3 separate regions of the Mus musculus genome follow, and regions 2 and 3 are each linked to region 1. Evidence: chromatin loops called from intact Hi-C (ENCODE). Cell type or tissue: heart. All regions are shown on one strand. Links, peaks and the distances in the headings refer to the core of each region. The heading gives the core; the rest is flanking DNA.

Evidence for each region. Peaks named below come from ENCODE experiments on the same cell type or tissue, not always from the same donor. Only the 100,000 strongest peaks of a DNase experiment are listed, where the experiment ranks them.
Region 2: it touches region 1 in a loop (2.2-fold over the local background); 2 of 42 quality-filtered maps call a loop at or near these places.
Region 3: a loop joins it to region 1, with 10 times the contacts of the local background. A loop is called at or near these places in 18 of 42 quality-filtered maps.

What each region holds. Positions count from the first base shown.
Region 1 is chr4:57,365,083-57,373,595 of GRCm38, reverse strand. It overlaps the pseudogene Gm12537. Among named protein-coding and RNA genes, the nearest start is that of 1700042G15Rik, 5.0 kb to the right of the region's middle. In heart, for the core only: a CTCF peak has its summit at 3,446 (motif pointing left); no DNase peak of the experiment used is centred there.
Region 2 is chr4:57,429,813-57,438,325 of GRCm38, reverse strand. It overlaps a transcript of Pakap not described here. Among named protein-coding and RNA genes, the nearest start is that of 1700042G15Rik, 70 kb to the right of the region's middle. In heart, for the core only: a CTCF peak has its summit at 3,869; a DNase peak (open chromatin) is centred at 3,785; H3K4me3 peaks cover 1,751 bases; H3K27ac peaks cover 1,092 bases; H3K27me3 peaks cover 5,271 bases.
Region 3 is chr4:57,608,743-57,617,255 of GRCm38, reverse strand. The region is part of intron 2 of Pakap (paralemmin A kinase anchor protein); the gene reads right to left. It overlaps Gm52699 (a long non-coding RNA gene), which reads left to right. Exons shown (of 3, transcript XR_003955212.1): 2 at 2,736-2,879; 3 at 3,029-3,269. Among named protein-coding and RNA genes, the nearest start is that of Gm52699, 9.2 kb to the left of the region's middle. In heart, for the core only: no CTCF peak of the experiment used is centred there; no DNase peak of the experiment used is centred there; H3K4me3 peaks cover 330 bases; H3K27ac peaks cover 686 bases.

The sequences.
Region 1 (8,513 bases), core at 229-8,228:
GCCATCTCTCCAGCCAGCAAAGTACCTGAGTTTAATGACCAGAATCATAGTGACACGCTTGTAACCCTGCCACTGGCAATGCAAAGAGAGCATAGCCAACATGGGGGAGTTCCAAGCCAATGAGAGGCTTTGTCTCCAAAATAAATAAATAATAAAGTGGATAGCACCAGGGAGGTAGCACCCAAGATTGTCCTCTGGCCTCCACCTGCCTGCGTGCACGCTCCCACACTGCATTCACAGGCACGTACACAGACACGCACACAAACACATGTACACACAACAAGGACAGGAGGATGCTTCCAGGTTGTCGCTGAAGTTCAGAGACATGAGCGTCGACTCTGGAGCAGGGCTATGTGGGACCCGCTGTACTGCCACTCGGTGACCATGTGACACCAAGCCGGCCGCTCAGTCCGTGGACACTGATTTGTCAGTGCCCAATACAGGGCTGTGGGCCTCACCCAAGACCATGTGTGCCAAGTGTGAGCACACTCAGTAACGCTGCTGAGCATTTGTCTGTCCACCTCAAAAGCAAGGCCATGAAGTCCTGGCTAGTGGGTTGCTTTATCAGAATTTTGGGGCTTGGCTTGACTCTCTGTTATTCTGAGAGGTTTTATAAATACTCCTTCACTCTTCACTTCTCCTCAGCTTGCATCGAAACTGAACTGTGCACAGCCCACCTCCACTCCACAAGGCACACAACCACAGTAAGCATAATCCTAAGTCCACTTAAATGCAGTTCGAAGAGTGGAAATGCCTATAGAGACAGAAAGTAGATTCGTGGTTCTGGGGGGTCTGGGAGGAAGAGCGCGGACAGTGGCTGCTAATGAATATCCAGGGGTTTTGTTTGTTTTAGGGTGCAGGGTTGGGGGGTGCTGAAACATTCTGAACCCAGATTAGTTAGTAGTGGTGATTAAACAACCTTGTGAAGATGCTAATACCACTTGGCTATGCTCTCTGGAAGGTGATTTTTATAGCACGTAACTCAGTTTTAAAGGAGTATTACAGGGCCGGGGCATAGCTCAGCTGTTAAAGGCAAAAGCTCATAGCTAGATGTCAAGAGTTTGGTTTCCAGCACCCACATCAAAGCCTATCTCTCCAGCTTCTCTTTGAAGATAGCTCAGTGGTTAAGGGAAGTGGCTGTTCTTGCAGAGTACCTGGATTGGGTTCCTAGCACCCATATTGTATTTGACAACCATCTACAGCTCCGATTCCAGGAATCCAATAACGCCCTCTTCTGACATCTTTGGCACCGGGCATGCACATGATACATAGACAAACATGCAGGCACAATGTCCATACTCATGAAATAATGTTAATAAATCATTTCTAAAACAAAATTTAAGAGTATGACAAACTAGTCATGCATCGTGGTGCATGCCTTTAATCCAGAACTTGGAAGGCAGACACAGGCAGATCTCTGAATATGAGGCCAGCTTGGTCTACAGAGTGAATTTAAGGACAGCTAAGGCTACACAGACAAACTCTGTCTCAAAAAACAAAACAAAACAAAACAAAAACAAAAACAAAAAAACTAAAACCAAACAAATAAAACAAGAATATAACAAACTGGCTCTCTGCTCCTCCCTGTTCCAGAGACAGCCGCATCTTCTTGTGCAGTGCCAGCCTCGTCCCGTAGACAAAATGGTGAAGGTCGGTGTGAACGGATTTGGCCGTATTGGGCGCCTGGTCACCAGGGCTGCCATTTGCAGTGGCAAAGTGGAGATTGTTGCCATCAACGACCCCTTCATTGACCTCAACTACATGGTCTACATGTTCCAGTATGACTCCACTCACGGCAAATTCAACGGCACAGTCAAGGCCGAGAATGGGAAGCTTGTCATCAACGGGAAGCCCATCACCATCTTCCAGGAGCGAGACCCCACTAACATCAAATGGGGTGAGGCCGGTGCTGAGTATGTCGTGGAGTCTACTGGTGTCTTCACCACCATGGAGAAGGCCGGGGCCCACTTGAAGGGTGGAGCCAAAAGGGTCATCATCTCCGCCCCTTCTGCCGATGCCCCCATGTTTGTGATGGGTGTGAACCACGAGAAATATGACAACTCACTCAAGATTGTCAGCAATGCATCCTGCACCACCAACTGCTTAGCCCCCCTGGCCAAGGTCATCCATGACAATTTTGGCATTGTGGAAGGGCTCATGACCACAGTCCATGCCATCACTGCCACCCAGAAGACTGTGGATGGCCCCTCTGGAAAGCTGTGGCGTGATGGCCGTGGGGCTGCCCAGAACATCATCCCTGCATCCACTGGTGCTGCCAAGGCTGTGGGCAAGGTCATCCCAGAGCTGAACGGGAAGCTCACTGGCATGGCCTTCCGTGTTCCTACCCCCAATGTGTCCGTCGTGGATCTGACGTGCCGCCTGGAGAAACCTGCCAAGTATGATGACATCAAGAAGGTGGTGAAGCAGGCATCTGAGGGCCCACTGAAGGGCATCTTGGGCTACACTGAGGACCAGGTTGTCTCCTGCGACTTCAACAGCAACTCCCACTCTTCCACCTTCGATGCCGGGGCTGGCATTGCTCTCAATGACAACTTTGTCAAGCTCATTTCCTGGTATGACAATGAATACGGCTACAGCAACAGGGTGGTGGACCTCATGGCCTACATGGCCTCCAAGGAGTAAGAAACCCTGGACCACCCACCCCAGCAAGGACACTGAGCAAGAGAAAGGCCCTATCCCAACTCGGCCCCCAACACTGAGCATCTCCCTCACAATTTCCATCCCAGACCCCCATAATAACAGGAGGGGCCTAGGGAGCCCTCCCTACTCTCTTGAATACCATCAATAAAGTTCGCTGCACCCAAAAAAAAAAAAAAAAAAAAAAAAAAAGAATATAACAAACTGAGAATCACAGATGGCCATTTTCAAACCCAGGGGAAACTTCCAGAATGCAAGAACCACACCAAAGAGAATGGATTTGGGAAAACATGAAACATATTTCAATTTATGTTCTCCAACTTATAACTTCCAGAATATGAACATCGTATTGATGTGTCTTAAAAAATGGCTTTCCCTTAACATGAGAGCATTGTCTATGTTGTGGGACAGTTTGGGAACGAAATGAAAGAACAAACTGATGTGCCCTTTTAATATGTCCCATTAGCTAACTGATAGCACCATTACCACCATCATCATCATCACTATTATTTTTCTATCTATTCCTTTTAATAGTTTTCTTATTTGACAATTATAGTACAGAGCTGTCTAAAAACAAGTGAATGTCTCTTGTTTTGTGTGAGGATAACCTTAGAGAATTCTCTAGCGATATGGCTTGAAGGAAAGCCTGCCTTTAGAATACTGGGATGTCTTCTGTGCCTCCATGAACCGCTAGAGCGGTAAGTAACTGCGTGGGGCGGGGCGGGATAGTGGAGCTGTGCTAGGCTACGGAGCTGCAGAACTGTTTGCTCGGGGCACCCTCTTGTGGTAGCTTGGAGTAACTGCTTCTGCTCTGCCAGTACCAGACATTAACAGTTCAAGGTGTGACCCTTAGCGAGTTCCATCTTCTAACCAGAATCTGTATCTTCTCTGCTCCCTGGAGACTTGTATGTGTGCTGAGTTTGATAAATGCTGGATTAGAGTACATGGAAAACACATCATTGCTGGTGCAGAACCATTTCTTGAGGGTCTGTCCTAGGAACTGGAAACACTGCTATAGATACTCTTTATAGATAAAGAGTTGTTTATTTAAAACATTATAATAACAGCAACAGGTCTCGCGCTTTTAGGCTGTCTGCCTTAGGCCCCTTGCAGTGTGACTATCAGCTTTGCTAAAACGGGTGTTCCTGCTGTGATCCTGATATTAGTTTCCTCTTTGATGGACAGAAAGATGTCAGAGCAACCAAGAGACAACCACCTCGGGCTCATTTTTCACTGGTAATAACAGAGATCAAGAATCTAGCTCACCTCCAAGATCCCAGGACCACTGCCTGCACAGTTGTATTCATATTCTTTTATGCTGATTTTGGTTCAATGCTGGTAACTGAAGCCATTTCCATGTATCTCATTGTGTTCATTTTCTACGGTCTTCCAAAGACATGTATTCACTGTGCTGGAGAGATGGCTCAGCGGTTAAGAGCACTGACTGCTCTTCCAGAGGTCCTGAGTTCAATTCCCAGCAACCACATGGTGGCTCACAACCATCTGTAATGGGATCTGATGCCGTCTTCTGGTGTGTCTGAAGACAGTGACAGTGTACTTGTGACAGTTTGTATATCCTTAGACCAGGGAGTGGCACCATCTGGAGGTGTGGCCTGGTTGGAATAGGTGTGACCTGGTTGGAGTAGGTGTGTCACTGTGGGTGTGAGCTTAAGACCCTCACCCTAGTTGCCTGGAAGTCAGTCTTCCACAAGCAGCCTTTGGATGAAGATGTAGAACTCTCAGCTCTGCCTGTGCCATGACTGCTTGGATGCTGCCATGCTCCCACCTTGATGATAATGGACTGAACCTCCGAACCTGTAAACCAGCCCCAATTAAATGTTGTTTTTTGCAAGACTTGCCTTGGTCATGGTGTCTGTTCACGCAGTAAAACCCTAATTAATACAGAAGTTGGTACCGGGAGTGGGATATTTCTGTGATAGGCCTGACCATGCTTTTATTTGAAATAATGTGGATTTTTGGACTTTGGATTTTGGAACTCAGTGGAATGCTTTAAATGGGGCTTAATGGGTCATCCTAGTAGGAATATGGAAGACTTTGTTGCTGGGAGTAATTTCAACTGTGTTCACCTGGCCCAAGAGATTTCAAAGAAGAATTTCAGAATGTGGCATAAAGACTGTTTTTGTGGTATTTTGGTGAAGAATGTGGCTACTTTTGCCCTTGTCTGAAAAGTCTGCCTGAGCCTAAGGTGAAGAGACTCAGATGAATTGCATTGACAAAGGAAGTCTCAAAAAAGCCCAGCAGTGACTTTGTCCTCTGGTTAAGTCTTATGAAGAGAAGTTTGAACAAGCATAGCAAGCTTAGAAAGGAAAAATATAAAATATATGGTTCGAGTATTAAAGGGGTACCAGGAAGTGAAATGGAGCAAAATTCTATGTTCTAGGAGATAACAGATTAAGGGAGTGGGACTTTGGGGCAAGATCCTACCCAGCTAAATTTAGATCCAGCCAAGGTGGTACACACCTTTAATCTCAGGAGACAGGCATGCTGATCTCTGCATTCAAGGTCAATCTACAGATCAAGATCCAGGATAACCAAGCTTAGGTAGTGAAGGATTTGGAAAACAGAAAGCCAGTGACAATGTAATAGTACAAGGGGGTCATGTTCTAGTTCCTGCAAGCAGCAGAACTCAGCAGCATCAGCCATGTGGCTCTGGCTCTAGAGTTAAGAATGGAAGGAACTACTGGGACAATTGATGCTGGTTAGCTGGAGCTAAGAAACCAGCAATGATTAAGACGAGACCAGCATCACTGAGGTGAAATCTTCTGGGAATTGTTTTTTTTGGGAGTACAAAGAAGCTGTGTTCCAGAGATAGCCAAGGTTGTGCCTCGTGCTGCGGCTGGGCTTGGTAATGTGTAAAAGTCACCAGATGGTACTGGTTTTGAAAGCATGAAGGTTATGAAGAGCAGCTGAGGCTTGGCACTGTGAGAGGTCATGGAAGGCCATTGATGAAGGTGCATCCTCAGTTGTAGTTGACGGTCCAGGACTGAAGGGGTCATGCAAAGGATTTGAGGCTTGGCACCATGAAGAGAGCCTATGAGAGGCTATTGGTGAAGCCTAGTTGGAGTGGAACACCCCAGTGTATTGGAGATGTCAGTACCATGGAGTGATCACCAAGAACTGCAGCCGTAGTGAAGTGGATCAACCTGAGCTTAGAGTGCTAGAGAGGGCAGAGCTGGAAAAGTGATGTCAGCCCTTAGGAGTCCAAAAGATCAAGTGGAATCCCAGACACTGAAACAAGAAGCTGTAACATTGAAATTGCCTTGGAGACTCAAAGATGTTAAAGACGCCAGAGCCATGGGATACATGCTGAGGAAAGCTGCTAACAGGGAATGGAACCAGCCCAAGAGAAAGCAGTTTGTTGCAGTCATCAAAGATGAAAAAGGAGTGGAGATCTGAAGGCTACTTTGACATTAGCCATGGAGATGCAGAGTTTGGAGTTTGCCCTGCTGGTTTCCTGCCTTGCTTTGGGGATTACAGTTAAGTGATTGGATGAATCTCAGAAGAGATCTTGAACTTTGGACTTTTAACTTTCTTGAGACTGCTATAGACTATGAGGACTTTGAAAGTTGAACTAAATGCATTTTGTATTATGCTGTTTAAGTATGCACCACCCCCAGACTCATGTTTTTGAACAAGTCTATGGGGGCCAGGGAGTGGAATGTGATGGTTTGTATATCCGTGGGCCAGGGAGTGGCACCATCTGGAGGTATGGCCTTGTTGGAATGGGTGTGACTTGGTTGGAATGGGTGTGTCACTGTGGGTATGGGCTTAAGACCCTCACCCTGGTTGCCTGGAAGTCACTCTTCCACTAGCAGCCTTTGGATGAAGATGTAGAACTCTCAGCTCTGCCTGTGCCATGACTGCCTGGATGCTGCCATGCTCCCACCTTGATGATAATGGACTGAACCTCTGAACCTGTAAGCCAGCCCCAGTTAAATGTTGTTTTTTGTAAGACTTGCCTTGGTCATGGTGTCTGTTCACAGCAGTAAAACCCTAACTAATACAGTACCCATATAAAAATAAATAAATAAGTCTTTATAAAACAAAATGTTGTCCTCCAAGATTTTTAACAAAAATATTTCTTTTTGTACTGACTTAAAAAAATAAATAAAATATTGATTTTAGAATGAGTGAATTATATCCCAATTTTAAAAATAAAACGAAAAATAAAAACAAAGAGGGGCGTAACAAGTTGAGCATCATAGGCCACTGCTCTAAATCCAACAGAAAAAGTCCAAAGAACGTCTGGAATATCAGCACTCAGGAAACTGAAGGAAAAGTCTCAAGGGCAAAGCCAGCCTATACTACATAGAGAGCTGCTGCCTAAAGAAAGACAGGAAGATGGCTGGGGGAAGGAGAGTGTCAAGGGAGAAGTGACATGTGACTGTCCTCTGACTGTCACATGTGTCACACACACTGTATGTGTATTTATGTATATGTATACATATACATAGTGTAAAATTTTTTTAAAAATCAACCAATTTGGCTTCATAGTTCTAAAACATTTAATACAAAACTGGCAAATGTACATTTTTTTCTCAAGTTCACATGGTATATTCAGCAGCATACAACATGCTGAATGTCCCCAAAGCCTGTGCTCCAAAGACCTGGTTCCCAGAACATTTTGCTACTAAAACATTTTGGAACCTTTAAGAGACAGGGCCTGGCAGAACATTAGGCCATTGGGAGATACTGAGATCCCAGCCCCGTCTCTCTTCAAATTCTAATGTGTTGTGCTTTGATTTTCATTCAGTTTTTAAAAATATTTTATAGTTTTCCTTATTCTCCTTCCATTGGTGATTGGGTTAAAAGTATGTTGTTTCATTTCCAGGTATTTAGGGAGCTCTCAAATTTTTTTTTGTCTATTATTAGTATTGATTTCTAGCTTAATTCCATCACTGTCAAACATGATGTTCTGCAGCATTTAAATATTCTGATTAAATCGTTTGACATCTGAGATCAGCTCATCGTGAGTCAGCTTTCCACCGCTGTGACAAAATCCTGCCAGTAAACAACTTAGCAGGAGGAAAGGCTAGGAGCTTCAAAGTCTCCATCCGTGGGTCTTGGCCCTGTGGCACCACAATACATCATGACGGGAGACAAGGCAGGGGAGGCCTAGCCACTATACCACACCCAGGAGATGAAGAGAGAGACAGGGGCTGGCGAGATGGCTCAGCAGGACAAGCTCCTTGTTGCTAAGTATGATCCAAAAGTGATCCCCAGAGCCACACTGTGGAAGAAATGAACTGAAGAACTGATTCCTGCAAACTGTCCTCTGACCTACACACACACACACACACACACACACACACACACACACATACACACATACACACACACACATACACACATACACACACACCACACACACACACTACACACACACACACATACACACACACTACACACACACATACACACACACACACACACACTACACACACACATACACACATACACACACACTACACACACACATACACACATACACACACACATATACACACACACATACACACACACACATACACACACACATATACACACACACATACACACACATATACACACACACATACTCATACACACATACACACACATACACACACACATATACACACAAACACATACATACATACACACACACACACACTACACAATACATACTGCACACTATCAATTGATGTAATAAAAAAAATTAAGATCTTCTGAGAAAAAAGAAACAAGCTTGTCTCTCACCCCAAATGTACAGAAATAAACCTAATGTCTACTATGAATACCCAGCTGAGTCCACACAGCTACTATGGAGCCCAGTGTAAAATAGAGCCCAGTGT
Region 2 (8,513 bases), core at 407-8,406, 65 kb before region 1:
AACCAATAACACTCATGAATAAATGAGTAGGTCCTTCTGCTCCCATATAGTTTAATTTAGTTGACAACCTTAGCTTATTGAAGACTATCAAATAAATTGATTGTCCCCTTCGCTGGGGAAGACACTTATAGCTCCCAGGTAGTTGGTTGGTTGTGACTGTTTCTAAGTCACCTGTTTTAAATACCTCAAGAAGAAAAAAGGTTTAGGGGTTTTATGTCATTTCTAGAATTGACGTTTTATCGTTGTCTTCAGCAACCCTGGGAAACACTCAGGATGAAATCTGAAACCTCATGAAGCATCTAATGCTTACTTTTTCCCTGAAGGGTTGGGTGTGAAATGCCCCCTACAGGCTCATGTGTTTGGACACGTGATGACCAGGTGGTGATGCTGTGTTATGGAAAGGTTATGGAACTTTTAGGAGGAGCCTAGGTGGGGCAGGCTTTGAGCAGGGCAGCCTGGCCCAACCTGCTATTCTCATTCCTCTGCTGGGCAGCAGATACAATGTGACAGGTTGCCTTCATGCCTTCGTTGCCATGATAGAAGATATCCACTGCCGAAACTATACCCCAACCTACATCCTTTATCACCTAAGTCATTTTGGACAGAATATTTTTATCACAGTAGAAGAGAAACCATCAACTGAGTGCATGCGTGTGTGCACACACGTGCACACATACACCATACAAACCCTTACATAACCCACACTCACACACACTCATACACACGGATGTCAACACGTGCTCACACCACTCACACACACTTACATAAACACACACTCACACGATTCTTCAGCCTTATCCCTGGACCATCTTCTGCTCATTCTTTAAAGCTCCAGACACACCACCCTTCCTTCAGTTCTTCCAACATAGCCAGATAACTCCTGCCTCAGGGCCTTAGCACATGCTGCTTTCATGGCTCTCTCTTCCCTCCACGCCTCACTCAGCCAACTCTACTCCTCCTTTAGCTCTCGAGTTAAATATCCATTTCTCAAGGCAGCTTGGTAGCTTCCCTGGCTAGCCCATCCAACCCCCACGCTCTTCCCATCAGTTCCTCTGCATCCTTTTTTTTCTCACAGCATGTGTTAAACCTTGCATCATATAGCCCCTCTGCTTACTGGTCTCGCATCCACCCTTTCATGACTTTGAACTTTATGCCATGAGAATCATGACTGTTTTATCGTCCATTGATAATCTCAACAAATACCCTTGATGAAATGAAGAAGCTAATCCAGATGTGTTCCTTCTTCACATTGATTTTTCACAAATCTAAGCTGGTCACAGTAAGTGAAGGGGACTGGGACTGTCTGACTCATATCAGAGCAGCCTGGCTGCCTGGGATGAGCTGAGGGATGAGACTGGCACCGCCCAAGTGCCAGGCTTGATGTTTGAGAAAATTTGTTAGACCCAGAAAAATGTAGTATCGTGCAGGAAAGAAAGGAATGGAACGCTACTCACGTTCAGGAAGTGAGGAGAGTATGGTAGACAGACAGCTGGAAATTAGTTAGGTTTGAGGGAAGGTAAGAAGGACTTCCAAATGTCATGTGGGGTGAAAAAGCCAAGGTCAGGCTGACCAGGGTCTATAGAGAGAGGAAGGTATGAAGGAGGCACACCTGGTACCAACCATAGCTAAGACCAGGAGAAAAGAGTGGGGAGTCCTGCAGAGTCTGAGCCACAGTTATAGAGACCAGATGCTAGTCTAGGATAGACGCATTATCATAGACACTGTTCCTCACCCACACAACAAAAACAGGCTGCCATGGACCCAACACTATGAGACAACTGGGCCAGCATTCAATCCCTGGTAAAGAGCCGTATCCATAGTGAAGAATGTGACCAATGGGGAAGAAGCATTCCAGAGGCCAAGCTGCCCAGTTTCTGTACTGAATAGCAGGAGCTTGCCCCAATACTCACTTCTACAATGTCGTCATGGGAACTGCAGTAGGCAGCTGCCCTTAGGACATTGTGTTTCTCTATAAACTATCTGTGGTCTGCAGAGCTAACATAGCAGGTAAAGGCATGTGCTGCCGAGCCTAATGACCCAGGATCCACACAGCAGAGGGAGAGAACCAACTCTCACAGGCTGCCCTCTGACCTCCATGCCTATGTGTTATGGAACACACAACACACAAACACACACACACACAATAAATAAATAAATATTTTAAATTATGGAAATTGTTTAAAAACTGGCTTTCTGCCAACCTGAGACCCTGAAAACTGCCAACAGAGAAATCTGGAGACTACAGCAATAATAATAAACAATAGATACTACTTACAGACACTAAGTGAGACTTACTAAGCATGCTTTGTCCTGGGTCTGTTCTAAGATGTGTATATATGTATTAGCACATGTGTGCATATATGTATATGTATAAAAATTGATTAATATTTACTAAACAAACAAAAAAAACCCTGCACAAAACAGCTGCTCTTATTATTTCGTTTTCCAGGTGGGAAAGTGAAACCTGAGAGACTGCCATTATTCAGCAATGTGTCAAAGGACTCAGTCCCAGACAACGCGACTCTGGAGGCCCGCTCTTAACCTCTAACTCCTCTATTTGTCCTCATGATTTACAAAGCCCTTCAAAGGAGAGGCAAACAGTATCCAGTCCCCTCAGTAACACTAACTAATAAGGAATATCTTTCCTGTTGTGCAGTTGGGGAAACTGAGGCTTATGGCCATTAAAACACTGGTGAAGGAAATCAACAAATGCTGTTGCCGGCCAAGCACTATTTTCTACAAGCCCAGCTCACTCCTAACTTCCCACACCACCTCTCATTCCTCCTTCCTGCAGGTTGAGGATTAGATTGCATCTATACATACAACTGGCTATGCAGAAAATAAAAGCTGAATCTCGAGTTTGGGGGTCTGGCATGGAGACCCTGGTATCTTAAAACATGACATTATTTCCAACCTGAAATATTATTTCATATGGCCTCGGAGTCAGTGAGTATCCGTGGGAAGAGAGGGAGTAACTGACCATGTGAGCAAAGATGTAATTGCTGGCTTTCCTGGAGAGGCAGGCTAACGCCTGTCACACGAACCTTACTGCAGTATCAGCTTAGGAGCATGACCAGGAACTGGGAGATGCAAAGACAGAGAACCGAGCACCCTAAGTCGGGGTCCACACCGGGAGCCCTCATTGTATCTTTCTGGTTACCGCCTCTCTTGTCTCCATGCCATCTTTTCCCCACCCTCTCAAGCAAGCAATGCGGGCGATGCCCAACGTTGACATTGAACCTCAGACTGCCGCTAGGACATTTCTGTCTCATTTCTCCGATTGCCCCAAGAGCAAATCAATTATTGTGGGTCCGCTGGTGGCTTCTAGTAGCCAGTTCTGGCTCATATCTCCCACAACTCATCATCCTTGCTTACACCACATCTGCTTCGAATCCGCAGTGACACCCCCTACACATACACACACCTCTTAACTGCAGTCCAATAATGCTGACATGGTCAGAATCGGAAGTAATGGCTATTGAGGCCAACTCCCCCAAGAAAGGCAAGGTCGGGGCAAAAACCCAGAGGAGCTCAGAACAGATCTGGCTCCTTAGAAACCTGACCCACCATGTACCCCAAGGCAGTGGCACAAATCCCCGCGGCTCAGGACTGCCCGATACCCGCTTCGCAGAGGCTGCTATAGAAACATCGAGACGAACACACTGGACTGAAATTAAACACCCAGGCTGGACCGAGTTGAGCGGGGATCGGTCACCATGGCAACATGCCCAGAGAGGCAGCGAGCGACGCACGGCGCGGGGATACTCACTCCATCGCGGGGCTCCGGGCAGCCCGGCGCGCTGCTGCGGGGCTCCGGGCGCTGCTGGCCTCTGCCAGGGCCGGGGCACTCTGGCCGCGCGCTAGGTGGAGCAGCCAAGCCGTCCCCGTCCCCGCCCGCTTCCCTCCTCCCCTGGAGCACTGGCAAGAAAACGCTCAGGCTCTCGCAGCTCCCAGCCTGCGAATAAAACGGGAAGCAATTGGATAACGTTATTCGCTGGGCGCTAGACCGAGCCTCTTAAGGGGATCCTAAAGGGAGCGTGCCACCAGCTGTACGACCGGGGAGGCGGCCACCTCGCACCCTAGTCCCCCGGGCGCCTGAGGCTCCAGGTGCGCCCGCGACTCCCCTGGGACCCACGGCGGCGCCGGGCGGAGCTCCGGAAGAAGCGTGGGAGGGGGTGAGGGGCGGTGGCGACGGGTGGCACAGTCTAAGGTCGGTAGGGAAACGATGGAGTCTTCGGCAAGGTGGCAGCTGTCGCCACCTAGAAGTTGCAGGAGGCTTCTGGCCTCTGCGAAATAGCAAGCCTTGCCACCAGTGGGGCTTGTCTGAGACTGTGAAACGCCATTGTGCCAGCGCAGCCGGTATCTGCGGGAGGTACCAGAGAAACTCCAGCGGCGCTGCGGCAAGTTCATGCGGTGTTTCCACTCGGGCGACCCCACGCCCTTTCTCAGTGACACTCCATATTCTCCAATCTCCTGACTGCCAGGAAGATATTCTTCAGATGTCCCTCCCTGGTCTGTTTTCTTGAACGACGTCTGTTTTCTTGTTAGATTGGATATGATTCTCCAAGTTACCTCAGCCCCACCCTGTGGTAATAAGCTTCACACCCTTGTCACTCCCAGGCATGATTCTCTGCCCACGACAACTCGAAGAGGTATCTACTAACAGGTCCCTCACCCACTGCAATGATCAGTGAGTGGAGCAAGCTTCAGTGTCTCCACGTATTGCCTGGTCCGTCTACTAGGAGGGCTGTTGGGTGCAATCTAGGCAAAGCCATCAATCCCTGCAGTAGCTGAGCTCCAGGCTAAAAGAGAAAGACAATGCATGGAGGAGGGGAGACACCCCCCCCCCTCGCATGGCTGAAAATGTTATAAATAAATAAATAAGGTCAGAGAAATGGCTCAGTGGGTAAAGGTGCTTGCCATGTAAGCCTGAAGACCTGAGTTCTATCAAGGTGGAAGGGAAAGAAGCAATTCCATAAAATTGTCCTCTGACTTCCACATGTCCTGTCGCACCCATCCACCCACAAATACATACTCAAAACATGCACGCGCGCACACACACACACACACAAATGTTTGTTTCTTTGCTTGTTTCTCGAGACAGGGTTTCTCTGTGTAACAGCCCTGGTTGTCCTGGAACTCTCTTTGTAGACCAGGATGGCCTTGAACTCACAGAGATCCACCTACCTCTGCCGGGATCCCCAGTGCTGAGATTAAAAGCGCACCTTTAATTAAAGCCACCACCCATGCATGACTTGTTCCATTATAATTCTTTATCAGAATATGCAGTGTCTGATGATCTTAAATTTACTTGTGATGTTTGCAGAACTCTATGAATAACCCAAAATTTACTGGGGTTTTTTTGTGATTTTCTTGGTAATTTACTTGCATCTTTTAGTGATATGCACCCCCTGTAATCCCAACGCTGATTGGGTAGGCAGAGGAGGAGGAAGAACACATTTTCAATGTACAAAGTAAAGTTAAGACTTTCTCAAAGATAAACAATCAAAGCAAAGTTGAGTGCTCTACTTAGCCAGAGGCTTGAAGAAAGGATTTTCTACCTGACTGGAAAGGAGAGTGGATACAGATGGGCACTCAGCAGGAGCCAGCATCAGGTGAGGACTTCAGGCTGGAAAGGGCCCCACCCATTATCAAGATAAAGAAAACAGAGTAATTGCAATAGAGACTCCTGCCTTCCCTCTCTAGGGAGTGAGCTGGAAAGTCAGGACCAGTGGGTGTTCGTGGAGCTGTCTGTCCACATATGCTCCTGTCTCCTCAGAGCTCTTGGAGACAGGTAGGAAATCATCAAAGCCTTTAGCACTCATGCCTCTCCCGCTGCCATCCTCCCTGGATCCTTCCAGGGAGGTTTTCATACTCACCAGCTGGACCAGAAGCTCACAGATTGGTGTGACTGGTTGGCCAGAGACCAGTAAAAATCTGCCTGTCTCTTCTTTCCCAGCACTGGGATTACAAATCAGTGCCGCCATGGTACAGTTGTACCATGCTTGGTCTTCTTGTGGGACTCCTAACCGTGGGAGGAAAGGGGCTGTCTCTGACTCTGTTCCCTGTTTTGGGGACTCTTTTCCCCTTGCTAGCCCCATCCAGCCTTAATAGGAGAGGAGGTGCCTAGTCTTATTGCAACTTGATATGCCACAGCTGATGGATACTCATGGGAGGCTTGCCCTTGTCTAAGGAGAAGAAGAGGAGTGGATGGGGGAGGGGAGACGAGGGAGAGGACAGAAGAGGGGAGGGCAGAAGAGAGGAGGGCAGGGAGGGACTACCAGGAGAGGAGGAAGGTAAAACTGTGGTTGGAATGTAAAATAGATAAATAGATAAGATAGATAGATAGATAGATAGATAGATAGATAGATAGATAGATAGATAGATAGATGGATGGATGGATGGATGGATGGATGGATGGATGGATGGATGGATGGATAGATAGATAGATAGATAGATAGATAGATAGATAGATAGATAGATAGATAGATAGATAGATAGACAGATAGATTTTTAAAAGAAAGAATGAATGAAAAAAGAAGGAAAGAAAAGAAGTCATTGCTACTTGGTCAGCTTTCTTTACATGGATGCTGGAGAACGCACTTACACTTTACCAACTGAGCCATCTTCTCTGGCCCTGACCTACGCTTAAAAAGTCAGAGATCCTCAGTCCTGGGCTAACTTACCAAGTGTCTTCAAAAAGCTAGAAGACCCTGGATTCTACAAAATTCTGTTCCAAGGGGCTTCCTTACTGAAATCATTTCTTTTCAGCCTTACCAGTTCCAGTCTTCCTGTCTATGCTTCAGTCCTCACATAGGGAGAAGGAGCAAAGAAAAGCCAAGGACCTGTGGTGCCAGTCAGCTCTCAGGAAGGTTCTCAGGCTCCTCCTCCACTCAAGTCTTTGTCCACAGTGTAGTCATATGGTGTCCCAAGTAAGTTTCCAGAGAGACTGGACAAAGCAGACGTCATTCAGCACAGCCAGGAATACAGCCCAAGTTATGTGCTTGTACTCCCACGAACAGAGAAAAATGAATACTGAAAGGCAGCCATGGATCAAAGCTTGGCCCATGCCATGTCACAAGCTTTAGCATTCAGGCTTCTGGGTCCCCAGGCCCATGGCCATAGTTCATCATAAGGTTCATGCGATGATTTGTATATGCTCGGCCCAGGGAGTGGTGCTATTAGAAAGTGTAGCCCTGTTGGAGTAGTTGTGGCCTTGTTGAAGTAGGTGTGTTACTGTGGGTGTGGGCTTAAAACCCTCGCCCTAGCTGCCTAGAAGCCAGTCTTCTAGCAGCCTTCAGATGAAAATGTAGAATTCTCAGCTCCTCCAGCACCATGCCTGCCTGGATGCTGCCATACTCTCACCTTGATGATAATGGACTGAACCTCTGAACCTGTAAGCCAGCCCCCAATTAAATGCTGTTCTTATAAGAGTTGCCTTCATCATGGTGCCTGTTCAGAGCAGTAAAACCCTAAGACAGTCTCCCATGGCATATTCAGTGCAAACATCTCGGTCTTCTAGCGTGGGTTCTAAGGAGTGCTTGACGGTTTGGTCACTCAGTTCTTTCCCCTTTCTTCCTCTTCTTGTTTCTTGAAGTCAGTTTTACGGAGTGTAACTTACAGATAACAAAATTGGTCCTTGGAGTGAGTATACAGATCCCTTCACCTCCCCGCCCAAGCACAACTGCATATGTTTCTTTAAAAAAAAAAAAATCAAAAGCTTGCCGGCTATGCCGCCATTGTACTCATGGATATGGAACCATCCTCTGGGGCACAAGGTTCTTAAGTAATTCACGAGAACTGTAATTCCTTTTGGGGGTCAGGTTGCTTATATCAGCAATTTGCTGACTCCTGAGGGCTGCCCACTATCTGTGGACCCTAGACTCTTGCACCTTCTGGGGAGGATGGCGGCTGCTTACCTTTGTGTTGTTTTATTCGTATCGCCTTCTGTAGATGAAGAGACAGTAGTTTGGAGTATTAAATGCCTGGCCCTGTCTGGTGTTAGCAAGCGTAAAAACTATCACCAGACCTAACATCTTTAACCTGGTGGTCTAGAAAAAAAGGAGCCATCTGAGGGAAGTAACATAGTGGTAGTTTTCTGAAATTGTATTGCATAAGCTTTTGAATAAGAATACTAACATTGAGAACCATGTGGGATTCTGGGAGCTGCCTGGAATTCTGGGTAGCATTATGGCTTGGGAGGATGAGGAAGGGTGAGGTCCATTGCTCCGAAAAGGATTTTAGTGTTCCCTGATTCAAAGTGAACAAACGGGACATGTGACTAGCAATAGCCTCGGGCTTGCTTGGTTCGTGTTTTCCAGGTTACTAGGAATAGAAGCATGTAATTAGAAGGGGCTGGAGAGAAACAGAAAAAGTGTTACTTCAATAGCTCCAACTGGGGAGAAAAGTGTGACAATGGCCCGAAACAACACAACAACATCAGCTTGGGGGAGCTGGGCAGAGGTACACACATCAGGGCAGTGGTGTTTGGCACCTGCAGTTAGGAGTAGACA
Region 3 (8,513 bases), core at 203-8,202, 240 kb before region 1:
GCTGTGTCTCCCAGATGACTACAAAAAGACACCCATCCGTAGCCAGTAGAGCTGACAGCAAAGGCTGACTATCACATATGAGTCTCCCAGCTCATACTCAATTCAGGTTTGCGATCATGGAGAAACAGTCCCCTCACCTCAGCAGCTTGTTCTTTTCTTCCCCTCAGTCCTGCCTATCATTGTTTCTGTTTTTGTTTTTTCCTTTTCTCCTAACTGAATTGATTTATGTTACATGTCTACATGGCCAAATTCTAAATCAAGGATTACTTAATATTAGGGATTTTTTTTTTGCTTTTCTTAAAAATGAGGATTTTATTTTATGTACATTGGTGTTTTCCTGTATATATGTCTGGGTAAGAGTGTCAGGTCCCCTAGAACTAGACTTACAGACAGTTGTAAGCTGCTCTATGGGTGCTGGGAATTGAACCACAGTCCTCTGGAAGAACAGCAAGTGCTCTTAACCACGGATCCACCTCTCCAGTGCCCACATTAGTCTTTCCCATAAACTATAAGAATTTATAGGCTAGGGAGATTGTTCAGTGCTTGATGTGCAAACAGGAGGAGCAGAACTCTGAGCCCCAGGACCCATATAAAAGGACCCGGTACAGTGGCATGAGCTTGTCATAGTGCTGAGGAAGCAGAGAGGCTGCTGCTCAGCCAGTCCAGCTGCAGGCCAGTCAGAGACCATTTCAAAAGGTGGATGACTGAGAAATGACAGCTGAATCTATCCTCTACACCCTCCAACACACACAGTCAATGATTGGTCAATTGATGTTTTGGTAAGTGCATAAGATTACCAAATACAACTCAGTCTCTAAGTCCTGAGACCTGAAATGGAAACATTAAAAACCACACAGGCACCCCCCAAACTCTGCTCTATGGACTGAGGTTGTGTAGCCCTAGTGAAGAAAAGGAAGAAGCAACCGGCTACATGAGAAATTGCAACAAAGGAGACTCCTTTGTATACAGAAATACTTCATGTTCCCTTCCCCACAACCCCAGAACTTTACAGCAGATGGAGAAACTAGAAACCACAACTATCTTCAAGTCACAGGCCAATCCCCTAGATTCCCTCAACTAAATTTGCCACTAGCACCATTTGTGGTGACTTTGCTCCACAACGCTGGAGAAACCAAGATACATAGGTTGCTTTTATGTCTTAAAACCTTCCCAAGTTAGAGGGCAGCGGGTGTCTTTTTTTCTTCTTTCTCGAGACAGAGTTTCTCTGTATAGCCCTGGCTGTCCTGGAACTCACTCTGACCAGGCTGGCCCAAACTCAGAAATCTGCCTGACTCTGCCTCCCAAGTGCTGGGATTACAGGAGTGTGCCACCACTGCCCAGCTGCTTAATTAGGGCTTCTAATGCTGCCTCCTGAAACACCACGATGTAAAGCAAGTCGGGGAGGAAAGGTTTTATTTGTCTTATACTTCCATATCAATGTTCATCATCAAAGTCAGGACAGGAACTCAAACAAGATAGGATTCTGAAGGCAGTAGCTGATGCAAAGGACCTACCCCTGGAGTGGTGCTGCTTAGTGGCCTGCTCATCATGGCTTGCTCAGCCTGCCTTCTTATAGAACCCAGGACCACCAACCCAGCGTAGCACCATTCACAAGAGCTGAGCCCTGGCCATCAATAACTAATTAAGAAAATGTCTTACAGGCTTGTCTATAGCCCACTCTTATGGCGGACTCTTGCTTTTCTCCTCCTTCTCTCCCTCCCTCTCCTCTTCTTCTTGAGACAGCGTTTCTCTGTGTAATAGCCCTAGCTGTCCTGGAACTCACTATGTAGACTAGGTTGGCCTTGAACTCACAGAGATCTGCCTGCCTCTGCCTCCTGGGAATGGAGACATTTTCTTAACTGTGGTTTCCTCCTCTCAGACAAACTTTAGCATGTGTCAAGTTGACATAAAACTGGCCAGGACAGCAAGTAAGGAAGTAACTCACTGAAATCTATGAGTCTAACAAGATAAACTTAGACAGAATGCAAGATTCCTGGTAGAGAATAACCACAGACCTTATGGGGGATGTGAGACAACAGAGTATGAGATGGGCTTCTCAAAGAGAGAGAGATAGCCTGTGCAAATATCCAAGTTTAATGTAACCAACAGTAGGGAATTTTCCTTAATCTTAAAAAATATTTACATAAGTATTATTTCTTTTATTTGTTAATCAATAGGTATGAATAAGAGCTGAGGCAGAAAATGAACTGTGAAATCAATAGCTACAGAATCATCAAATGATTCTCATTTCCTTCCACAGAAAAATCCCGCACCCTATTGCTATATCCCCACCCTCTGGTAAGGCCATTTCAAGATTGGTTGACTAGTTCCAGTTTCCAGCAGCTAGAGATTTCGTAACATTGTAATTCCTCTTTATTATCGAGAGTTTCATATAACTATCATAACAAAATATGACCATATCCACCCCCTGTTTTCTCTCTCCAGTTACTTTCGTAACCCTCAGCATGATGTGCCCTTTCCAACTTCATTTTCTTTCTTTCTTAAATAGCCTACTAAGTTCAGCTAGTGCTGTCCATATGTGCATGGGAGTTGGGCTATCCAATGGAACATGGGAACCCAGTGGTTGAAGTACCTCAAGAAAGACAGATTCTCTTCCCCAGCGGCTATCAACTGCCAATAGCTCCTCAGTGAGGGGTGGAGCCTAGAGAGGAGCTTCCCATCTGGGCTTTCCAGCTGGTTTTTAGCTGGTTTGATCTTGTTCATGTCTTGTGCAGGTTACCACACCAGTAGCTGGATTTTTGAAAGACCAATCTGAGTCCTTGAACTCATTGAAATCTACAGTAGAATTCCAACTTGAGTTCGGACTGACCCTGACTGTCTGTCTCACCACCACTACCACCAGCAACAGCATCACATCTGTAAGTGAAGAACCATTGGGGCTCCCTAGCGTGGTATCCCAGAGCAGGGAGTAATAGTTGCTAGTCTAGCGACACTTGATAGCAGCATCCTACGGGGTGTTCACCATCCATCAAAGCAAGGACTCATGCTTTTATCTCCACTCGATTAGGAGATCTGCATCCTTGAAGAGACCATATTTTGAGGATCATGGCACTGACAAGTACCATGCTCTTTTGAATCGATTATGCCCACTCACAGAAGATGTGAAAGCCTACCAGTGATATTCACAACCGAAAGAAATACCAGGTAGCTCTGCCTGGTTTACCCACACTCCCCTTCTACCCTGTTTGTACCCCAAGATAATTTTCGTCCCAACTCAGACCTTCACTTTCTCTTAACTCTTCCCCCTTTCCTCCAATTTGTCCAGAGAAGCTTAATTTCCCTGGCTCCTTTTTGCAAGTCAAGAACGAACCAAATGGTAAAGTAAAATCAAGTAATTACAACTGCATCAAAATGTGTTTTCCAGCATAATCATACATAATAAAGCAGTCTTGCCATTATCTCCTAAAACCCCTGAAGGTCCAAAAACCTCTCCAGGAGGCTTCCTGAGACGCTTCAGCAGCTACTTATGGCCTGACTAAGCATGCCTTGCCCAGGCATTAATACTTACGGCTGAAAAACCACAAGCAGAGCTGCACTCTAAATTCATTTTTAGAGTTTTGTATTATTTCCTTGCTAGGTTTTCTAAGTTCTTTGGACATGTATATTAATTCATTATATATTTTAAAAGACAATTGTGGATTGGCCTGTGAAGGGGGAACTCCTTTAGATTCAAATTCTTGGCCATAGGCTATCTTGGGGGGCATGTCTTAAACATACCTTCTAAGAATATTAAATCTGTCACCTCCTACTTAAATATGACCTATTCATGACAATCACAATCATTATGTATGTCCTAATGATCCAATCTTCCACTTGATGTTCCCTTCATAAGTAAAAGCTATGCATGTCTAGACCTGTGTCATGACTCTTGTATGGACATTTGCCTGGTTTTGCATGGCTCAATGTTACCAATTATTAGCACCAAAACCAGCCATAGAGATTGAGAAAAGCTGTAACTCACGTAACTGTCAAAGTGGCATAAGACTTTAACTAAAGGATCCTGCTGGAGACATTGGCCCTAGAGACGGAAAGAGCCAAATGCGCCCATTTTGACCCCGGTTAGCACGCTCTGCCAAGTCAGAACTAGCCTGTTGTGACAACTCCAGACAAGACTTTGGAAAGCAAAAGTGGTGGTATCAGAGATCATGGTGACATAGGCAGAGGTAACCACATATCAGCACAGGCAGGTGTCACTGGAGAAGCAGAGGAAGCCCAGAACCACACCCCTAACTAGGTTCCAGGACTTAGCGCAGAAGTGAAGGAGCGAAGGAAGAGTCGCATAGTTCCTGTTGTGGTAGAGCAGCTGGCATTTCCACCAGAGAGGCACAGTAACCTTCCCCAGGCTCGTGGCCTTGAGAACTCTAGCAACACAAAATTGTAATTCAAAGGCTTTGGGGGGAAAAAGTACAGAGCACAGCAAAGCATTTCTTTTCTCTTTGCTAAAACAATTCAGAGTATTCTCTATATAGAGCATTCAAATTCCTATTACTCATCCCCCGCCACACACAAGAATAATCACGGTAAGAAACAGGCCGGCCTGTCTATGCTCTGTGAATCTTTTGTGAGCCTCCCCCAGGTTTTTTACAGTGCCTGGGAGGGTCACCTTTCTGTCAAGCAGCCAGCTCCAAGAGTGAACATCCCCACCTGGTTCCAGAAGGTTCTTCAGGATAAGTCCCATGCTTCTCCCCAATGGTCCCCACTGTGGTCACTGTCTGACTATCTTACTGGCACACCTTTTCCATTTCCCATCGTACGGCTTCTCAAAAAACTAAAAGTTGCCTCAAGAGCTTCTAATTTAAGTAGAAAATGAAAGGCTAAGCCAGGGTAAGGACTGCCCCCAAATTCTAGAATTATCTGTGAGTGTTATAACTAGAAGTCAACTACTCTGTTGAGGTCTAAATCTGGAGCTGTTTGGAAGCATTTGCCCCCACATGGGTTCAGGGTAAGGTCCCTCTGACCATCTCCAGTCAGAGGTGTATCTACAGAGGGATTATAGATGCTGCTCTGGGTGTAGACCCAGGCGCAGTCAATGCTTTTGGCTTTATCCGTCCTGCTCCGAATATTCCCCTTCTTCAGAGGCTACCCAGCATCTCAAAAGGCAGCTTCCAGCACTGACGTTAGAACAAAGCTGCCTGTGGATTCTGACCAAAGCTCACCAAAGGGAGCCGCTGCTATGTATGCGCTTGTGACCTGGGAAGTTTGGAAGCCGAGTCTAACAACATTTGATTAATCTCATGCACCAGACAGGCAGAGGAAGCTGAGCACAGAGAGGAGGGGAGGGGGGAGGAGCGAGAGGAAGAGGAATAGAGGGGCAGAGAGAGAAAGATGGACAGAAAAATTTCTAGTGACTTTTTGGAGCTTACATCATACACAGCCACGTTTGTTTCTGGTTCTGGGAAACAGCCTGGTGTCTTCACAATGACGCCCCTCTTCTTGTCAGGCTGGCCCACGCTGGGCTCCACTTCTTAGAACCTCTGGCTCCCGCTAATACATTTCTCATGTAACACACGCAACCGTGCGTCTGGTATTATTTTACCCTTCAAATCTAATTAGCCCCACAAGCAGAGGCTGGATAAGGAAAAGGCGCCCAGGTCTCGAAGGAAAAACATTAACTTATGAAAAACTATTTTTTTCATTGAGAAAAAAAAAATCACATGCCTTTGGTCCTGAAGTGCCTCTGTAAGCAATGGAATCTGGGATGACTGCGTTTTTTGACACACACAGAAAGGATCATTTTACAAAGTCCTTCCAAGATTGGTAGAGTCACGTGGTCCAGAGAGGCACTGGAAACAGCTGGGCCGCAGGCCTGGGGCAAGCCTAGACAGATCCCTGCTTTATGGGTTCCCTAGTCCGTTTCTAATCAGAGAGCCCAGAAAAAGCACCACTGAGATCTGTATCTACAGCCCTTGAATTCATACCAGAGTATCTTTTCCACAGTATTGCGAAGCCTGTGACACCAGAGCCATGCCTTCTATATCCACATTCTTGTCATTAGTACTTTACCAACAAAAATAAGCCTTTCCATGTTTGTTGAGTGAATGCATGAAAGCCTAAGCAGTCCATGAACAATCCTAAGTGAGACGAAACAGGAGCTGAGTTACATGGGGCTGTGCCGAAGAGGGCCTCTGCCGTGGGTTGGTTATACCTGGTGTCACTTGAGAGCTCATGAGGCTGCCATTTCCCTTGATGATGGTACGTGTTGGAGACAGACCCTGTGTCTGACTTGAAAAGAAGGAGCAGTTCTAAAACAATCTGAAACTTTGGGCACTGAAATAGACTCAGGCACTTGAGTGAAATTGGAATACTCTGTAGGTAGGAGATCCTGGGGTGGTCAAGAACCAACTAGGGCAAACTTTGGCAAGCAACTCCTGAAGCCAGTGAGTTTCAGTAGTCATTGTCAACTTGAGGGGACCTAGAGTCACCTAGACGGTGGGTGCGGCACACCTGTGTGTCTGTGAGAACATTCCATATCACCTTGGATACAAATGGCACCATTCCATGCCCTGGAGGATAGGGTAAACTAAAACTGAGGGAAGAGGAGATAGCCAGCCTTCCCCCTTCTCCACTTCCTGTCCCACTGTGATGATCAAAGCTGCTTGGTTACGCCTCCCCATCATGATGGACGGGCACCTATGAAACCAGAACCCAAAGAGCTCCCTTCTCCTGTAAATTGTTCATTTTGTTCTAAGTATGACTGTGAAAATTCCAGAGCTAGAGGGTCTAACCCACGGCCTGAGGCCTGGGACAGCTTGTGTGGCTGTGTCACACAAAATAAACATATAATGCAATCTGTGGGCTGTTGTATACCCTTGGTTTAATGTGCAGCCAATGACAATTTTTTTGTCCAATGGCGTCGTAGAGAAGCCCAAAGGAACTCCAGACCCTGCTTTATCGTCTCACAACCCAGCATAGACCTTATGTCAGTTATGCATGTGGCATAGAAGTTTACCACAGTTACATAATGTCCCGCACATGTTGTGGTGGTTCCAATAGGTTTGGCTCGCAGAGAGTCGTGCGTTTGAATGCTTGGTCACAGGGAGTGGCACGATTAGGAAATGTGGCCTTGTTAGAGGAAGGGCATTATGACTCTGTAGGTGGCTTTGATGTCTCATATATATTCAGTTCTGGCCAATGTGGCATAGTCCCCTTCTGCTGCCTGTGGATCAAGATGGAGAACTCTCAGCTCCTCATCCAGTGTCATGCCTGCCTGGATGCTGCCATGCTTCCCATCGTGATGATAATGGACGGAACCTCTGAAACTGTAAGCCAGTCCCAATTACATGTCGTCCTTTATAAAAGTTGCCTTGGTCATGGTGTCTTCACAGCAATAAAACCCTAAGACATATGCCAATCGCATTAAATGGATCCCAAGTCTTTATTTTACACCCAATTCCAAACTAAACATACTTTAATCATTTTTAATCATAGTGGGTTAGAGAAGAGCATTTTCATGAAAGTATATATAAACTAAATTTTCCAATCTCCTCCCTCTTTTTTGAGACAGGGTCTCATTATTCAGCCTTGACTGGCCTGAAATTTGCTGTGTAGGTTGGCCTCAAACTAATAGCTATCCACCTGCCTCTGCTTCCCCGGTGCTGAGGTTAAAGGTATGTACCACACTGGGCTAATCCCTTTCTTGATCCACAGGCTCTGACTTTGACTTTAGGTTTAAAAGAACTAATCTTTTGGTGGTTTGTGGTCTCACACAGAACACCAAAGAAGTCAAGACTGTCTGTTCTAATTTATAACCATTGATCGCTGCAGGAACATTGTTTGGAGAAAGAAAAGAGGGCCCCAAAGATGAACATACACAGCACACGTATGTGATCCAGTTGTTGAGAGGGAGAGAGGGGGCCAGAGGGAAGGAGCAAGGAACTCTTAGAGCCAGCAGCTTCCAGTGAGGTATGTAGAGGCGTGGCCACTGAAACCTATGCCCCTCCAGCCGTGCAGGTTTGTCTGTGATCATGGAAAAGAGAGCGGTGGAGATAGAGGATCAGGTTATCAGGGACCCTGTCACCTGACCCTCGAGCCTGGAGAAGAAGGGTCTTCTCTTGTTTCCCAAATAGCTAACAGGATATTAGAGGAACTTGGCAGGTGCCCCTGGAATCAATTTGTTGTTGAAGTTTATTGCTTAAAACACAAACAAACTTATTTCTCACCAGAATTACTGAAATGTGGAAGCTTCTGTGAAATTTTCTTCAAGGTGAGTTTTAAATGTATTACATGCCTTGGCTAACTTAGTATGAGTGAATAACTTGGAATTGTGGGATTCATGGCAACTATCTAGCATTGATTGCTCTGTCTCTTTCTCTCTCTCTCTCTCTCTCTCTCTCTCTCTCTCTCTCTCTCTCTCTCTCTTTCTCTCTCTCTCTCTTTCTCTCTCTCTCTCTCTCTCCAGGGCTTTTAAATGATGTGTCCCAGAAAATGTTCCCCAGGAATTGCCATCATTGTCAGGAGAAGCCAGAAAAGTCGGTTACTAACACACGTTTGCC